2 separate regions of the Homo sapiens genome follow, and region 2 is linked to region 1. A link is an interaction called in ENCODE POLR2A ChIA-PET data of the cell type or tissue named here. Cell type or tissue: A673. All regions are shown on one strand. Links, peaks and the distances in the headings refer to the core of each region. The heading gives the core; the rest is flanking DNA. Region 1 has its middle 54 kb from the start of FAM89A. Region 2 overlaps TRIM67 (tripartite motif containing 67).

Region 1 (7,944 bases), core at 2,151-6,150:
AAAAAAAAAAAAGTTGGAGACAAAAAAAAAAAAGAAAACAACAACAAACAAACAAAGAGATGGAGACAGAAGAACCAAGAGGCAGATACAGTTTCCCAGCTTCCTGGGCCCCTCCTACAATCCCGAGAGGGTTTGTCTGCATTTCCTTCATACTTCCCATTTTAGTTTGCAGTTTTATTTGAGCCTATTCAAATCAATTTCTGCTCTAATAATATTCACCTAAGATAACCGCCTTCTTTGTGAAGGAATTCCTACTTATCTTTAAGACAGAGCTGAAGTTTCAACTTCAATGGGATGTCTCTCAGATGCTCAGACAGATTTGTTTCCTTCTATGTGAACTTGTAACACTTTGTTTATAATCATCTTTATTGTCTAATTTCAATACCAGGTGAGAAGCATCACTTATGACATCACATTACAATCAGTTTTTAAGATACTAATTTCTTTTAATGCCTGGGATATATTAATGGTATAGCCCCAGCAACTGTGTCTTAAATAAATAATATCAGACATTATTAGGTACTGGGCACTGTGTTTGGTGTTTATGCACATCAACTCATCTAGCCTTTATAGCTATGAGATACATACTTTTATTATCCATTTAATAAATTACAAACTGAGGAACAGAGTAACTTGCCCAAGGTCACATAGGTAAGTACTTAGACTAGGGTTCAGATCCAGTCAGTTCCCAGAACCCTCTATTATGATATGGAGGTCATTCCCATCTTAATTTGAAACATTTATTACATTATCATCTTAACTTGAAAGGTTTTTCCAAGGGACTCTGTCTACAATCAGAGGGAGACTGTAATTTACCTGTATATTTACATCTTGCACAGTGACTTCCACGGCTTTAGAAAGGTAAGAATGGGGTCTTAGTGTATTTGCAGGTGAACATAGCTCCCTGAGGTTGATCATTAGTCACTGTGACAGTGACATGGGGCTTAGGAAATGGTGAAGGTGGTAAGAACTGGGGTTTTTTGTTTTTTGTTTTTCTTTTTGAGATGGGGTCTTGCTTTGTCACCCAGGCTGGAGTGCAGTGGTGCAATCACAGCTCATTGGAATCTCAAAGTCATGGGTTTAAGAGATTCTCCCATCTCAGCCTCCCAGGTAGCTGGGACCACAAGTGCACACCACCAAGCCTGGCTAACTTTTAAAAGCTGTGTTGTAGAGATGGGGTCTCGTTGTGTTTGCCCAGGTTGGTCTCAAACTCCTGGCCTCAAGCAATCCTCCTGCCTTAGCCTCCTAAAGTGCTGGGATGATAGGCATGAGCCACCGTGCCTGGCCAGAACTGCTTTCTAAGCTACCTGTTGCTCAGTGTTGCCCACAGACACTGTGAGGTCGTGGTTATTACCCATTTCTTTCACCGTCTAGGATTTGTAAATATCTGTTTTTGAGAATGATGTTCACTAGTTCCACTAGTGCATATTCCCTAGTTCTCATTGATTTCCAGGCCCTGTGCTGAGCACTCTATTATTCCACGCTGTCCTCCTAGTACAGAGGAGGAAGGTCGGGCTGAGAAATATCAGGATAATGTGCATAAATTTTACATAGCCAGGAGGAGATGAAGCGAGAGTCTGACTGCAATGCACGCTCTGAACAACTGTCCTCATGAACACCACGTCACCTACGCTCTGGTCCCTGAATGTGGTCTCTCAGCTGCTCACTGGTATCCAGAGAGCCCAATCTGGGCTCTGGCTGGGTGTTGGGATGTGGTTAACCGGGTTGGAGGAAATCCTTGTTTTTCCTACGGTTGCACCGACTGGTCTTTATGTTGTGTGTGAAATCCGCCCTCCTCAAAGCACACGGAGAAGGTGCTCGTCAGCGTCCCCTGCTGGCCTCAGAATGCTAAAGAGGGTGGATTTATGGGAACTCCCGCAGCCAGCTCTGCGTGGTCACAGTATCCAACATCCAAGCAGATCCCTCTTTCTCAACAACAAACACCACTCTGTTGTAGGGTTGCTAGAGAGCTGGGCCAGCATGTGTAGGGAAATTCATACACTTCCAGCATGTGTGGGGAAATTCACACATTTCCCAAGGCTTTATTGGGGATCATGAAGGGATTTTATTTAAGACAGAGTAAGCTACATGTGGCCAAGGGACCTTGCAAATTTAGTGGAGGCAGCCGGCAAAAAGGAAGGGGTATGGGGGTGGGGGGGGCGGTGGGGGAGGATAGGCCAGAGTCAAATCCTGGCTTCTGCGTTTATGAGCTTTGTAAATTGGTAAGTTGTTTTTCCCCATTAATTCATTGCCTTGTTTTCCCCATCTGTAAAATGGGACTAGCCATGCTCAACTGGCAGTTCTGAAACTTACCCAAGAAGATGCAGCCAAAGTTGCTCAGTAGCTCTTCAGTTAGACTGTCTGTGAAATCCACGTGTGGTTTAGACCCAAACACCCATAGCAATGGTTTGACAATTCCAAATGTAGCTGCTGAAACGAAGAAAATTAAGGGTCTAGGGGAAATCATTTTCTCTCTTGAATATGTTTCTTTAAAAAGAAAAAGAGCCTAATTTAAGTGACAATGTGTTGATTAACAGCTGGGTGTTTCTAAAGGGTTGAAAATTAAGCGCCCAGTTATCTGGTCAACTTTAAAATAAAGGCAGTTAAACACACTCTGGGCTGGGCGCGGTGGCTCACACCTGTAATCCCAACACTTTGGGAGGCCGAGGCAGGCAGATCACCTGAGGTCAGGAGTTGAAGACCAGCCTGGCCAACATGGCGAAACCCCGACTCTACTAAAAATACAAAAATTAGCTGGGTATGATGGTGTACGCCTGTAATCCCAGCTACTCAGGAGGCTAAGACATGAGAATCGTTTGAGCCCAGGAGGCAGAGTTTGCAGTGAGCCGAGATTGCACCACTGCACTCCAGCCTGGGCAACAGAGTGAGACTCTGTCTCAAAAAATGAAAATTAAACACACACACACTCTGTCATAGAGGAATTTCTGGGAACTGTCTAATTAAGGACACCGCTCTGCTCCAGAGAACCTACGGGGTCATGTTCTCACTCGCCACTCCCTTGTCCGCAAAGGGAAGTGCTGCATATATAAAATCACTGAAAGAATCACATGATTTCCTTTATTTCTCTGGCCTTAAAACCTCCCGAGTGGGTAATCTGACTCACAGGTCTAGGAAAAGGGCCATTCAGGATAGTAGTATTGGCGGGTATTTTACAATGGAGCTGCAGACATCAGCACCAGCCTCCTAAGGACACCTTGAAGACGGACACAAAGGATGCAATTCATTCTTGAAGAAGAAGAAAAAAATCCACACAACTCAACCAGGGCCTGCTAGCATTACCAATCCCCACCCTTCCCTTCTGCTTTTCTTATTTCACAGGCTCTGCAGCTCCCTGCAGATGGAGCTGCTGCCTGTACTCCCAGGCTGCTCTTTCCATGGCGAGGCTGACCGTTCTGCTGCCCTCTGCCCTGGGCTCCCATTCAGGCAGAAATTCCCATTAGACGCTCTGTACAGAAGACAGGACTCGGCTGGCAGGTATTGTGCTGGGCTGAATTGGTGCAGCTGCTGTGTGGCATTTTGATTGATGCTGAGTCTGGATGCGACCTTTTAAAATGCAGTTTCCTTTGAAAAGGCAGCTCGGAAAATCACTCTGGCTGTGTGTGTGTATGTTTTCATGTGTGTGTGTTCATGCATGTGCTCTGCACGCTCTGAGTGACTCTACGAATACACGATTTGCTCCTATTGAATTTAACTGAAGCATCCCCAAAGGAGCAAAACAAATTCCTCATCCACAGATCCTTAACAGAAGAGAGATCCAGGCCTTTCCATGTCTAAGACACACTAAGATTACCCATAATTTTACCTTGAGCTGGGTGCAGTGGCATGTGCCTATAATCCCAGCTACTCAGGAAGCTAAGGTGGGATGATTACTTGAGCTCAGGAGTTCGAGGCTATAGTGTGCCATGATCACGCCATTGCACTCCAGCCTGGGCAGCAGAGGGAGATCCCACCCCTAAATTTAAAAAAAGAAATCGCTTTGCACCTAATACTTCAAAATAGGCAGTTGTAGTGAGTTTCCATGATGCCCCCAGGGCATTTCCAATTCCAGGAGCTCACTGCTGTGACTTCCTTTTCCAGGTAAGTACAAAAATGTAGCTTTGTCCCATAGGACATTAGACCAAAAAAAAAAAAAAATCCAGCCTTGCAGTTGTTCCAGCTATTCTGGAAAATAAGACCTGGTGATTCTGGATTCCACAGTCTAAACAGCAGTCAGAGTGACAAGATTCTATAGAAGTTGCAGTTGTATAATCCAGCTAATAACCAAATCAGCCATTAGACACACATCCACTGGAAAGCAAGTCGATTAGTTCCGGTGGTTGTGAATGGTCTCATCATTTCATTTCACAGCAAGCTTTGGCATTTCTTTTGAACTAAGGAAGACACGAAGATACAAAGCTTTTTTCCAGTTCATGGCACTGCTAAACTATGAGTTAAGAAATCCATTTCATGATGTTATATTTTTTGCACATGGTAGTCTTTCTCATTACACTCTTCCCAGTTGTGGTCATTCCTCTCTACTACACAATTCTTACTCAGTGCAACATTTCAAGAGGTATTCATGGTGACCTCACAGTCCCACCCTTGGGATTTGGAGGAAGGGGCACCATTTGAGAGACAAATGAGTGCAAAACTAACACATCAATGATGGTAGGAGCAGGCTGAGCCCAAAGAGAGAGTTTCCATATGTTACCTAAAAGGCCTGGAGGACACCAAACCTAAAGGGGTGAAGAGCTCATATCCGTAGAACTGGAGTGTAATTTAAAACACGTGCCCAGACTGGACACGATGGCTCATTCTTGTAATCCCAGCCCTTTGGGAGGCTGAGGCAGGTGGATTACCTGAGGTCAGGAGTTTGAGACCAGCCTGACCAACGTGGTGAAACCTTGTCTCTACCAAAAATATAAAAAATTAGCCAGGCATGGTGTGGCCGCCTGTAATCCCAGCAACTCGGGAGGCTGAGGCAGGAGAATCACTTGAACGCAGGAGGCAGAAGTTGCAGTGAGCCGAGATTGTGCCATTGCACTTCATTCAGCCTGGGCAACAAGAGTGAAACTCTGTCTCAAAAAAATAACTAACTAAATAAATACAAATAAAACACATCCTGAACCAATTTTGGTAACCCCATATATGAATACGAGATGTACTAACACCAGGATGGGTGTGAATTGCATTCGAAGGCTAAAGAGCAGGGAGGCAGAGTGTCCAAATGTGTACTGTCTGTGCCTCAGGCAGAAAGGGTGTCCTCATTCCAGAACACCCTTGTTCTTTAGCCAGAAATGCTCCAGGTGCAAGAAGGGCATTTTTCAATCTGCTTTGGGTGGACAGAACTGTCCCTTGGTAACCATTTATTTTGCCTGCTTCAATTCTGTGCTCAAAACACAGCTTTCTGACCTAAGAGCTGTGTCCCATATTGTTTACTCTGCGGGGCGTCCTGGGTAAATGGCCGCCCACACTCTCCACCTACAAGGGCTTCCCATCTAAGGAATGCTTTGCCCCATCAATGGGTGCCGAGTGAATTTGGCCAGTGAGCCTGCCCCAAGATGGTCATCAACTCTAAGGGGAAGGATAAAATTCTGTTTCTGGCCTTTTAAACCTGGATCCCTGACTCTGAACCATGGAGACTGTTGAAGGTACTGCCCACCCACGGGGACCCCTGAAAGCACACAGTAAGGCACCCTGCGACTTGAGCTCCTCTCTTAGTTGTCATAAGCATGCCTGTTCAGCTTACTGGCATTTGATATTCATCAAGCTGGAAGGCACGACTTGTCTCTACAGTTTTTCACAGAGAGATTTTGGTAGGTTCAGATTGTATTTTTTTGGTTTATGTTTGGTCAGTTGTTTGGTTGGTTGTTTAGTTGGTAATTTGGTTGGTTGCTTGTTTGTTTAGTTGGTTGGCTAGTTGTTTGTTTGTTTGGTCTGTTGGTCGGTTGGTTGGTTGCCGAGGTAAGATTGTGAGCAGCTCGTTGCACACTCACATTTGCTCTGACTTACGACTTAAAGTGAAGTACAGGGGCCTGGGTTCTAGTACCAGCTCCATCCCTAGCTAAGTGTCACTCCCTGGGTGTTTTACTTTGGGTTCCCTAAAGGCAAACTCTGAGACAAGAACTTAGGAACGAGTGGCTTATTTAAGCAGGAAGCACAAGTGAGGCATGGGGAAATGAGGCCAGGAGGGAGAACAGTCAGGAAAGGGTGTGCTGGGTTCCCCCGGCGCACCTGAAGCTCAGTTCCACCAGAGGCCCTCAAAGGAGAGTGTAGAAACACTTCAAAGCTGTCCATGTGAAAGATGGGGAGAAACCCACCAATGCCACCTGATGTGGCTGACATTTGCCCTTGGAGTCATGAGATCCTCAGCATCGTCCAGGCTACCCCACATACAGACTGAGCAAGATTCCATGATGGAAGCCATTGGCCTGCAGGGACTGCCCACTGAAAATATAGACTAATGCAGAGGTGGCTGAGGGGACAGGGATACCAGGGTCTTTGTCTGTAAAATGAGGAAGATGAACTAGAGCACATCTCTGGCTCCCTCTGCCTGGGCAGTGACTCTCACCTCCCTGGACTGCAAGGCGACAGGACAGCACCTGCTTGTGACCTCAGAGAGCTGCATGTGGTTGGCACATCCACACAGGTGTCCAGTGCACTGCAGAGGGGCTGCACGAGGGCCTGGCTGCACCAGAGATTTGGGTTGCAATGTTCTTATAAAGTCAGGAAGGAAATGAAAGTATTCTAGCAATTGCAAGGTCTTGAAAGTAGCCATCCTATGAAGAGGCTGCCGTTTCCCTCGGAAAACTTGCGTTCTGATGATCTGATGACCCTTTCTTTTTGCTTACTTTCCCCTCAAAAAGTGGAGAAATACGTTTTAATCATTAATAAACAAAATAATTGTACACACTACATAATTCATAAATACCTCCACATCTATTATCTCACTTAAACTCCCCAGTAGTCTTGTAAGATAGGTAGGAAATATATCCCCCATCTTAAAGGTAAGGAAACTGAGTATTAAAAGAGTTAAAAATTAATATTAATAGTAAGTCACATTTGGATAGCACTTCACACTTCCCTGAAGTCACTGTGCTGTGTCCTGTCTTTGCCTGCACCTGGTGACAGACTCAGTCCTTGACCACAGGGATGGGCGTGTGGCTGTCATGGTAGTCCATGCCCCTGGGCATGGGCTCAGTGATTGGTTCAGAAACAAGTCAGTTAAGATTCTTCTTTTTTTTTTTTTTTTCCTGGTAGAGCTAATGGGGAGAGTCTCTCTTTATTCTCAAATCCTGGATTTGGAAAAAGGAGATTCTGGGTCCTGTCATAGAAAATGAAAGACGAAAATGAATCCATGCAGAGCTGAGTAAGGAGATTGGGGGAGGCTGAGTGAAAGGGATTCCCACGGATGCCTAAGGCCCCATTTCCAGTGCCTAAGACCTCAGAGTGGTCTTGTTCTGTGTCCCTCCTGAGGTTTATTTAATAATTAATCCCTCAAATCTATAAGCCATCTTGTGTGCTCTCAATAAGCACCCTCTGCCCCCCTTTTCTTCTTTTTTTCTTTTTTGAGATGGAGTCTCACTCTGTTGCCCAGGCTGGAGTGCAGTGGTGCCACTTCAGCTCACTGCAACCTCTGCCTCCCGGGTTCAAGCAATTCTCCTGCCTCAGCCTCCCAAGTATCTGGGATTACAGGCGTGCACCACCATGCTTGGCTAATTTTTTTGTATTTTTAGTAGAGATGGGGTTTCTCCATGTTGGTCAGGCTGGTCTTGAAATCCTGACCTCAGGTGATCCGCCCGCCTCAGCCTCCCAAAGTACTGGGATTACAGGTGTGAGCCACTGCGCCCAGCCAATAAGTCCCATTTTGAGTTGTTCCCCTGACCAGCCTACACTTACCAGGGCTCCATCCATCAGTTCTGCAGCTATTCACTTCACTAAGAG
Region 2 (7,944 bases), core at 1,233-5,232, 86 kb after region 1:
ACAGCTTTAAAAATAAAATCCCATCTTGATTAGACTTTTACACCCATCAATGTGTCTTGCAGCTAACAGAAACTTACAGGATCTCTTTCTTTTTAAGACCAGCTTTATACATCATATGCATAAATAACACTATATTTTGAACACTTTGAGAACAAGGACTATGTATTATTTATCTTTGTAATCCCAGTACCCATCAGAGCATCTGACACCCAGTCAAGCACAAGAAACATCTATTTAATAAATGAATAGGACTTAACACTAAAATGTATTCTAATATCCATGCCATAAAGTATGATTTCAGAGCAGTCCCTATGAACTATTTGTTGAATCATAGAATAGAATGATTCATAAAGGAAGGGTCATTCCTGGGGACAGTATGGAAAATGAGAAGAGGAGGAATTATGCATTTTCCAGGGCCCCATATTGAAAAGAGCCATCCATGCTCATTAGCATGGCTCTCTCCTCCCTCCTTATGTGTGGTAATCATGTGAGAAACAGTCAGCTGAGCTTGTGACATGAAAAAAGCTGGCTGGGAAATGTTGGCATGACTTTTCCCAGATGTTAGCACTGCTTCAACTTTTGAGAGAACACTCTGAGTGTAAGTTTACTAGACTGACATTACTAAAATCATTGGTGCTATAGAGGCAGGAGAATACGGGGAATAAGAAAGCCAGTTGCAAGCCAACAATCCTAAAACTCCTCCTTTTGCCATGGACTGACGGCATATTAAATGAGATCATGCATTTTAAGGAATTAACAGTGTACACCACATGTGCGTGTTCAATAAAAGAAAGCCACTATTATCATCACGATTATTATTGAACGTCAAGGCTGAGAATGCTGTGAAAGGAGGGAATTGCTTTCCTGTCCAAGGCTGGGCACAAAACAATCTTAGTGACGGTGTCCTCTTGGGGTAGGGCTAAGAAGCAGCGTTTAACCTAATTGAGCTCACTGGCCCCTTGGCAAGGCCACTTCCCCTCCTCACACTGAACGGGTGCCTAGAAAGATCTATTCTGGGATTGCCTGGACCAGCTTTCTGCTCCATCATTGGCTGATATAATGGAAAGATGATTGGAATTTAAATAAAAAGATCCGTGTTCCATTTGGAACTATACGTCTTTGGATATGTTTCTTAACCACTCTCGGCCAGTTTCCTTACACACAAAATGCTGGTGTGAGGATGAAGTCAGATGAGGTTAGTAAAAGGTTCCTATTACACCTTCGGGGCACTCAGTTTATTCCTGAAAATATGAGAAATTTGGCCTGCTTCCCTTGTGTCCTAGAGAGCCCAACACCCATTTTTATGATGTGGAGAAAGAGTATATGCAATATGATTTTCTGTGAATATATATGTAAGGGTATGTATTAGGAGGTAAAGCTGTACATAATGTATTTGTTTGTTAAGGCTTCCATCACAAATTACCACAAGCTGGGTAGCTTAAAACAACAGACATTTCTTGTCTCACAGTTCTGGAGGCTGGAAGTCCAAAATCAAGGTGTCGGCAGGGCGGTGTTCCCTCTGAAGGGACCAGGAAGGACCTGCCCCAGGGCCCTGTCCCAGCTTGTGGTGGCTCCTTGGCTTGTGGCAGCAGAAGTCTAATCTCACATGGCATTCTCCCTCTGTGCATGCATGTATGTGTTCAAATGTCTCTTCTTTGTAAGGACACCAGTCATAATGGATTAGAGCCCATTCTACTCCAGTGTGACCCCCACCTTAACCAATTACATCTGTAATGGCCCTATTGGCAAACAAGAAAGCATTCTGAGGTCCGGTTAGGGGTTAGGATTTCAACCCCAAATGTGACTTTTTGTGGGACACATTTCAGCCTATAACACACGAAAACATTAATTAGTTGGTTAATGTCACAGTGGTCGTTAACCCATTTATGCCTGAGGTTGCAATTTTTTGAATTTTTGCAATCAGACCTTGGTGATGACCTTGAACAGTAGGATATGAATAACTCCCACAAGCTTAGCATTCCAATAATGGAACACTAGGCATAAATGGGTTTGGGTGCAACAACGAAACAAGAAGAGAGCTGGCAATTGAAAGAAAATTGAAAGTTACTAACTCAAGTAGGTTAAGCCCATTGTTTCCTCATACTCTGTGAACATATTCAGCCAGATTGTGCTCCTCTGAAGCTAGCAGAAAAGTGGGGAATTTTAGATTCCAGGTGTGAGTTGGGGAGAAGGACGGTTTAAGGTAGGGGAGGGGCAGTGTGGTGCTGATTAGAGGGCACTGGGTAGGGTCCTGCAGACTGGGCAAAGAGTAGGAGAAGGGATGGAGGAGAGATGGCAGGTTTCAAAGGGAGTCTTTTCATCCTCTCAACTTTCTCCTGTGCCTTTGTGACAGTCACCAAAAGTAAGTGTATTGAAAATGTGACCCATCCAGGGTTATAATGAGAAGTGTTATCATTGCAGCAGGACATTGCCCTAATGCTTAAATGTCCTGAGGTGTTTGAGGGAAAGAGCTTTGCTTTCCACTGAATAATCTATCTTAGAGTTTATCCTATGTGTCAACAAATATAGAAATACATTGGCATTTTAATGGGTGCTGAGTATTCAGTTATGTGGATATTGCATCATTTGTATTAATCACTATTTCTGAATATTTAGGCTGTTCACAAATTTCACTATTTTCTTAGATGCAGTGACCATTCTTGTATATACATCTTTGCATGCTTATCTTATTATCTCTTTAAGATAAAGTTCTATAAAAAGTCTCTAATTAAGAAAAAACACTCTATGGATTGATTTCTTACCTCTCGGTAAACATATGAAGCCAGGATACTGTCTTTAAGAACAACTTCATTCTTACCTCCCTCCCAGCGTGCTAGTCTCCCTCTCCTGCACCCCCCTTCAGATACTGTTCTACCCTAAGTCATATCTGGATGCTCCTGCCAAATCTATTGCATTGAAGATGGCAGCCTGGAGCATGGAGGAAGGGGGTGATGGTGGAGGAGGAGTTGGATGAATCAAGGGAAGGAAGAAAAAAGTCGCATGTGTTAATATGTTATTTATTTTTAATTGCCACAACTTAGAGGTAGGCAATAAAATCCCTAACATCTGCACTCTGTAGGAGAGTAAGAACTGGCCCCAGAGCACAGGGCTAGTAAGTAAAGCCAAGGTCTGTCTGAATGCGGAGGCCATGTTTGCTAGATTTTATCATTTGTTCAAATGTTTTCTGCTGTCCCTCTGGGAGAATATACTTCTTGTCCTATCACTCTAAGGCTGGGCCCTCTAACTTGCTTGGGTCAATGAAATGTGAGTGGGATGGATAGTGCCACCTCTCAGGAGAAGGTTTTTTTGTTTGTTTGTTTGTTTGTTTGTTTGTGATGGAGTCTCGCTCTGTCGCCAGGCTAGAGTACAGTGGTGCGATCTCAGCTCACTGCAACCTCTGCCTCCCAGGTTCGTGCGATTCTCCTGCCTCAGCCTCCCAAGTAGCTGGGACTACAGGCATGCACCGCCATGTCCAGCTAATTTTTATATTTTTAGTAAAGATGAGGTTTTACCACGTTGGCCAGGATGGTCTCGATGTCTTGACATCGTGATCCACCCTCTTCGGCCTCCCAAAGTGCTGGGATTACAGGCGTGAGCCACTGCACCTGGCCAGGAGAAGTCTTAAGAGCAAGGGTGTGTTTGGGCTGTAGCTCCTTTTCCTCTGCTATGAGTCTACTATGCCTCAAATGAGAAGCTCCTTCAGCCTGAATCCTGAAATGCAGAGGACGGGAAATAGAGCTGCAGGTGACCTGCAATGGGCACTCAGTGTCAGCAAGAAGTGAACGTTTGTGGTTGGAAGCTTCCAAGTTGGGGGGTGGTGTTTGTTACTGCAGCGTCACTAGCTTAAGCTGTCTGATACAACCATTCTCTCACCATTTCACTATCTTTCCTCTCTCTTCTGAGCCTTGCCCTGGTCATTGGCCAAAATGTTTCTATTCTTTCCTTTGGTCACAGAAAAATGAGAAAAAAGAAAAAAACTTTAAAAATCTAGCAGTGTCCTCTACTAGGTCCATATTTAGACTTCTTTTTAGACTTGATTTTTTTTCGTGGCTTTTTTTGCTTGACTCCCTGAGCTGTAGAGAGGTAGACATTCCCACCATACATTCAACTCCTGGAATAGGGCCCACTATCCAGAGTGAATAAACACTGTTTTACTGACAACCTGCTTTTCCTTTGAACTTCTTTTCTCTATTCTGAACCTTTTTTCTGGATAGTTTGATTTGGCTTAAAATCTATTTCTTCTGCTATAATTCAAAATAGTAGAAACATAAGCCTAGCACTTCTGGAGCCTGTTTTAAAGGGATGGTTTGGGATATTTAGCATACTTCCGCAGCATGTTATCCTCATATCTTCACATGGCCAGTGACAAATGAGGGCCTTGCTCTAGTAGGTTACCCCAAAGTGTAAGAAGTGAAATCGTGTGACTGTTCTAATATAATATTTCATATCAGGTGCAAAGCTAAAGTGGAGCTCTGGTCCTTGCTTCTGATCCTTGGTTCATTTTAGAAACTTCCCTGTCATCTTGCCCGATTAAAAACTAATTCACTTATTCAACAAATATTTATGGGACATACACTGGTAGCCCACGCAAAGATGAAACAAGCAAGGTCTCATCTCCCAAGATGGCACAATTTAGTGAAGGAAGAAGGAAATGTTCTCAGCTGTCCAGGAGGATAAGGTGGGAGGATCGCCTGAGGCCAGGAGTTTTAAACCAGCCTGGGAAACACAATGAGACCCTGTCCTAAAAAACAAATTTAAAAAAAAAATAGTAAATACACGATTACAGTAGAACAGAAAGAGATCCACATCTCGTTGGCACAGGGACCCAGAAAAGGGACATCTCAACAGGACTTGAAGGGGGAGGTTGCACAATCCAGCATAAGGAAGGGACACTTGAGCTGAGGTTTGGATGACCGTGGGGCACCGGTGCAGCCATGGGAAAGGGCACATCCAGCAGATGAATGGCAAGGGCACAGGCACAGAGGCACACAGCTCCTTGGCAGGTCATGTGAAGGTGGCTTGCATCTTGAGGGTGGGTACCGGCTCTGCCACTGTCTGCCCACTTCAGCAGGAACTGACAAGCCCAAGTCCAAGGGGAGGCATGGATTTCCCAATTACTCTGGGGTTGGCTCCTGCACACGTGAGCTTTTGAAGGTCATTTGGCCCTCACTGACTGCCTTGTCAGAGGAAGAAGCCCCCGTGTGCCTGCGGATATAGCTAATGACTGGAAGTCAGTTTCTGGCAGTACTGCCCATCAGTCCTGCCTCTTTTTATTTTGACTTCAGCATTAAGTTCTAGCTAAGAAAATTTGGTTGGTGGCTCTGACATATCAATCCTGGCAACTTAAAATTCACTGTTAACAAGATAGGTTGCTCCTCCCTGCAAGCCTTGGGGCAGGAGCTCGTGGGGAACTCCTAAGCAGTCAGGATTTTGGGAGTCAGAGTCTGAAGCTGAGTTGTGGAAGGGATAAAGAAGAGACCTCTCATCATCACCATCTCCACAAGCATGGACTATACCAAGGCTCAGCATGAATCACTAATTATAGCATAGCTGTCTTTGCATTTGTTGGGCATCCTAACCACTAAATCTGCTAGAGTCCTTTGCTCTGAGCAAAGGAATCCAACTCTGGCTAACTTGAATCAAAAGGAAATTATCAGAAAAATAGGCCAGGCAGAGTGGCTCACACCTGTAATCTCAGTGCTTTGGGAGGTTGAGGCAAGAGGATCACTTGAGGCCAGGAATTTGAGACCAACCTGGGCAACACAGCAAAACCTCATCTCTACAAAAAGTAAAAATAACAAAATATAAAAATTACTTGGGCATGGTGGCACGTGCCCAACATCCTAGTTACTTGGGAGGCTGAGGCAGGGAGGATCACTTGAGCTCAGGTGTTTAAGCCTGCAGTGCTTCATGATGGCACCACTGCAATCCAGACTGGACAACAAAATGAGACCCCCATCCCTCCCTCCCAACAAAAAGCAAAAAATATTGCTTTTTTCTTGAGCACTCACAGAATCAATACGAACTTTGAGAGCCAGGTTTGAAACTGTAACAACAGGGAGCACGTAGATAGCATTGAATATGTGCCAGGTGCATTTTACAGTTATTAACTCACCTAATCCTCACTATAGCTGTTAGGCACTTACTGCTATTACCCGCCTTTTGCATTTGAGGAAAATGAGGGCAGGGAGAGTAAGTGACTCACCTAATGTCACAGGGTCAGTGAGCTGGGATTCAAACCCAGGCATTCTGGCTCCCAAGGCTTCCCCAAGTGTGAAGAAGCAGCATATACAGGAATGCTCTGATAGCAGGGATCTGCTCAAGGAACTATGGAACAAACACCCATCTCTCCAGGTCTCTTTGTCTCTTTGTTCAGTTTTGAATTCCAAGGAGTTATCATCCTGCTGGCCTCGAATAGGGTGTTAACGAATCCACTGAAAAGGAATGTTTTTAAAAAGAGTCTTTATTCCAACCAGCAGTTTGCCAACTGGGGAGACTCAGCCTTCAGTATAAAACAAAGGCACGTCTGCCAGAACAAAGAGAAGGGCTATCCTGCATAGAAAAAGTTTCTGCTTAGATTCTAATCCCAGTTCCCATTGCATCTGAGGGATGCAAGCTTGTTCAGTTCTGATTTGCTGATGTTAAAGTTGACCACGGGTCACATTTCATTGGTCAGGTTCAGGTGGTAGAATGAGGACGTCGGCAGCAGTTGATTCTGGCAGTGTGAGCAGGAACAGACAGCTAAGAAGGCCCCAACATTGAGCTACTGTTCGGCTTGCACAGGGCATGTAGGGAACCTGCAGTAGGCAAATGGCTTTCAGCGCCACTCAGAATTCAGACCCGGATAGCCCCTCAGGATCCATCTCGAAGGGCTGGCTCTCTCAGGGTTCACACAGGCATGTGCCTACCCCTTGTCAGGGTGAAGGCAGTGGTACTGGAGTCCTAATTCCAGCCCTACCAGGCTGTGCTCAGTGGAGAAAAGGCAACTTCTCAAAGCAAAATTGGGATACTGTTATAGAGGATAATGGAAGGTCAACAGCAGAAAAACAATGGTCCCTGCAGCTGTCGGGGAAGCTCTCTCTGGGGTTCTCATTCTACCGAGAACCACCATGAGTAGAGTGCCAGTCCCTGAACCCAGGGCCTTCCATGCACACCATCATTAAACCTTGAGGCAGGCCTTTGGGGTGGGTATCATCACCCCAATTCACACGTGAGGACACGAAGTCTCACAGAGGGCAAGAAACTAGGTCACGTAAAATTAGGGTTTGAATTCAGGGCCCAACCCTGAAGCCCAGCTCTAAGGGTTGCTGGATAAACACCCAGCAGTGCTCCTGAATGGGTGGCCGGCAGGTTGGGGAGGGTCAGCTTATTCTGCTTGCAGGGCCTAGGCTAGTGTGGAGCTGAGCTGGTGCCTGGACTTCCAGAGAGCAGGGCACTTCGGTCACCATCTGCTGGCTCCTAAATCCGAGTTGCTGGCTCAATGGGAAGTGTGTGTTGTCCAGCCAGCCAGCCTGTACTCCACGGCGTCCATTCCTGCACCTTCCACCCTTCTCAGGATTCCCAGAGCCTTTATCTGAAAACTCCCTGTGAGAAAGGAGTCTCCCCTCACCCCTGGACCAGCTCTCCCTCCCACCCTCCTACACTGGAGGGATCTGAGAAAAGAAAAGGAAGGAAAGTCAGAAGGGAGAATGGCTCTTGTTTTCCTCATCTGAAGTGGGGAAGAATCTAAAACAACCCAAACAAGTGGAACCCAGGAGCTCCCACCACGGCGGGACCCCCAGGAAGTCTGTGTTCCAGCCCCCAGTGCAGGACCAGGGAGTGAGCCGGGATGAACAGGCAGCGAGGGGAGGCCACATCGAGAGTGAGAAGTGGGATCCCTAGTAGGAGACACAGAGGATGCCTTGGGCTGCAGCACTGGGACCTTTGCCTAGGGGAGCCCAGACG

What was found. ChIA-PET counts read pairs that join two places held together with the same protein. Peaks named below come from ENCODE experiments on the same cell type or tissue, not always from the same donor. Only the 100,000 strongest peaks of a DNase experiment are listed, where the experiment ranks them.
Region 2: POLR2A ChIA-PET joins it to region 1 with 8 read pairs; 3 of 35 experiments call an interaction of 5 or more read pairs at or near these places.

Annotation. Positions count from the first base shown.
Region 1 is chr1:231,090,300-231,098,243 of GRCh38, forward strand. No RefSeq gene overlaps it. Among named protein-coding and RNA genes, the nearest start is that of FAM89A, 54 kb to the left of the region's middle. In A673, for the core only: no CTCF peak of the experiment used is centred there; a DNase peak (open chromatin) is centred at 4,332.
Region 2 is chr1:231,177,653-231,185,596 of GRCh38, forward strand. All of the region lies in intron 1 of TRIM67 (tripartite motif containing 67), which reads left to right. It overlaps TRIM67-AS1 (TRIM67 antisense RNA 1), which reads right to left. Exons shown (of 3, transcript NR_166514.1): 3 at 6,446-7,584. Among named protein-coding and RNA genes, the nearest start is that of TRIM67-AS1, 6.0 kb to the right of the region's middle. RefSeq lists an enhancer at 6,163-6,691. In A673, for the core only: no CTCF peak of the experiment used is centred there; no DNase peak of the experiment used is centred there; H3K27me3 peaks cover 3,729 bases.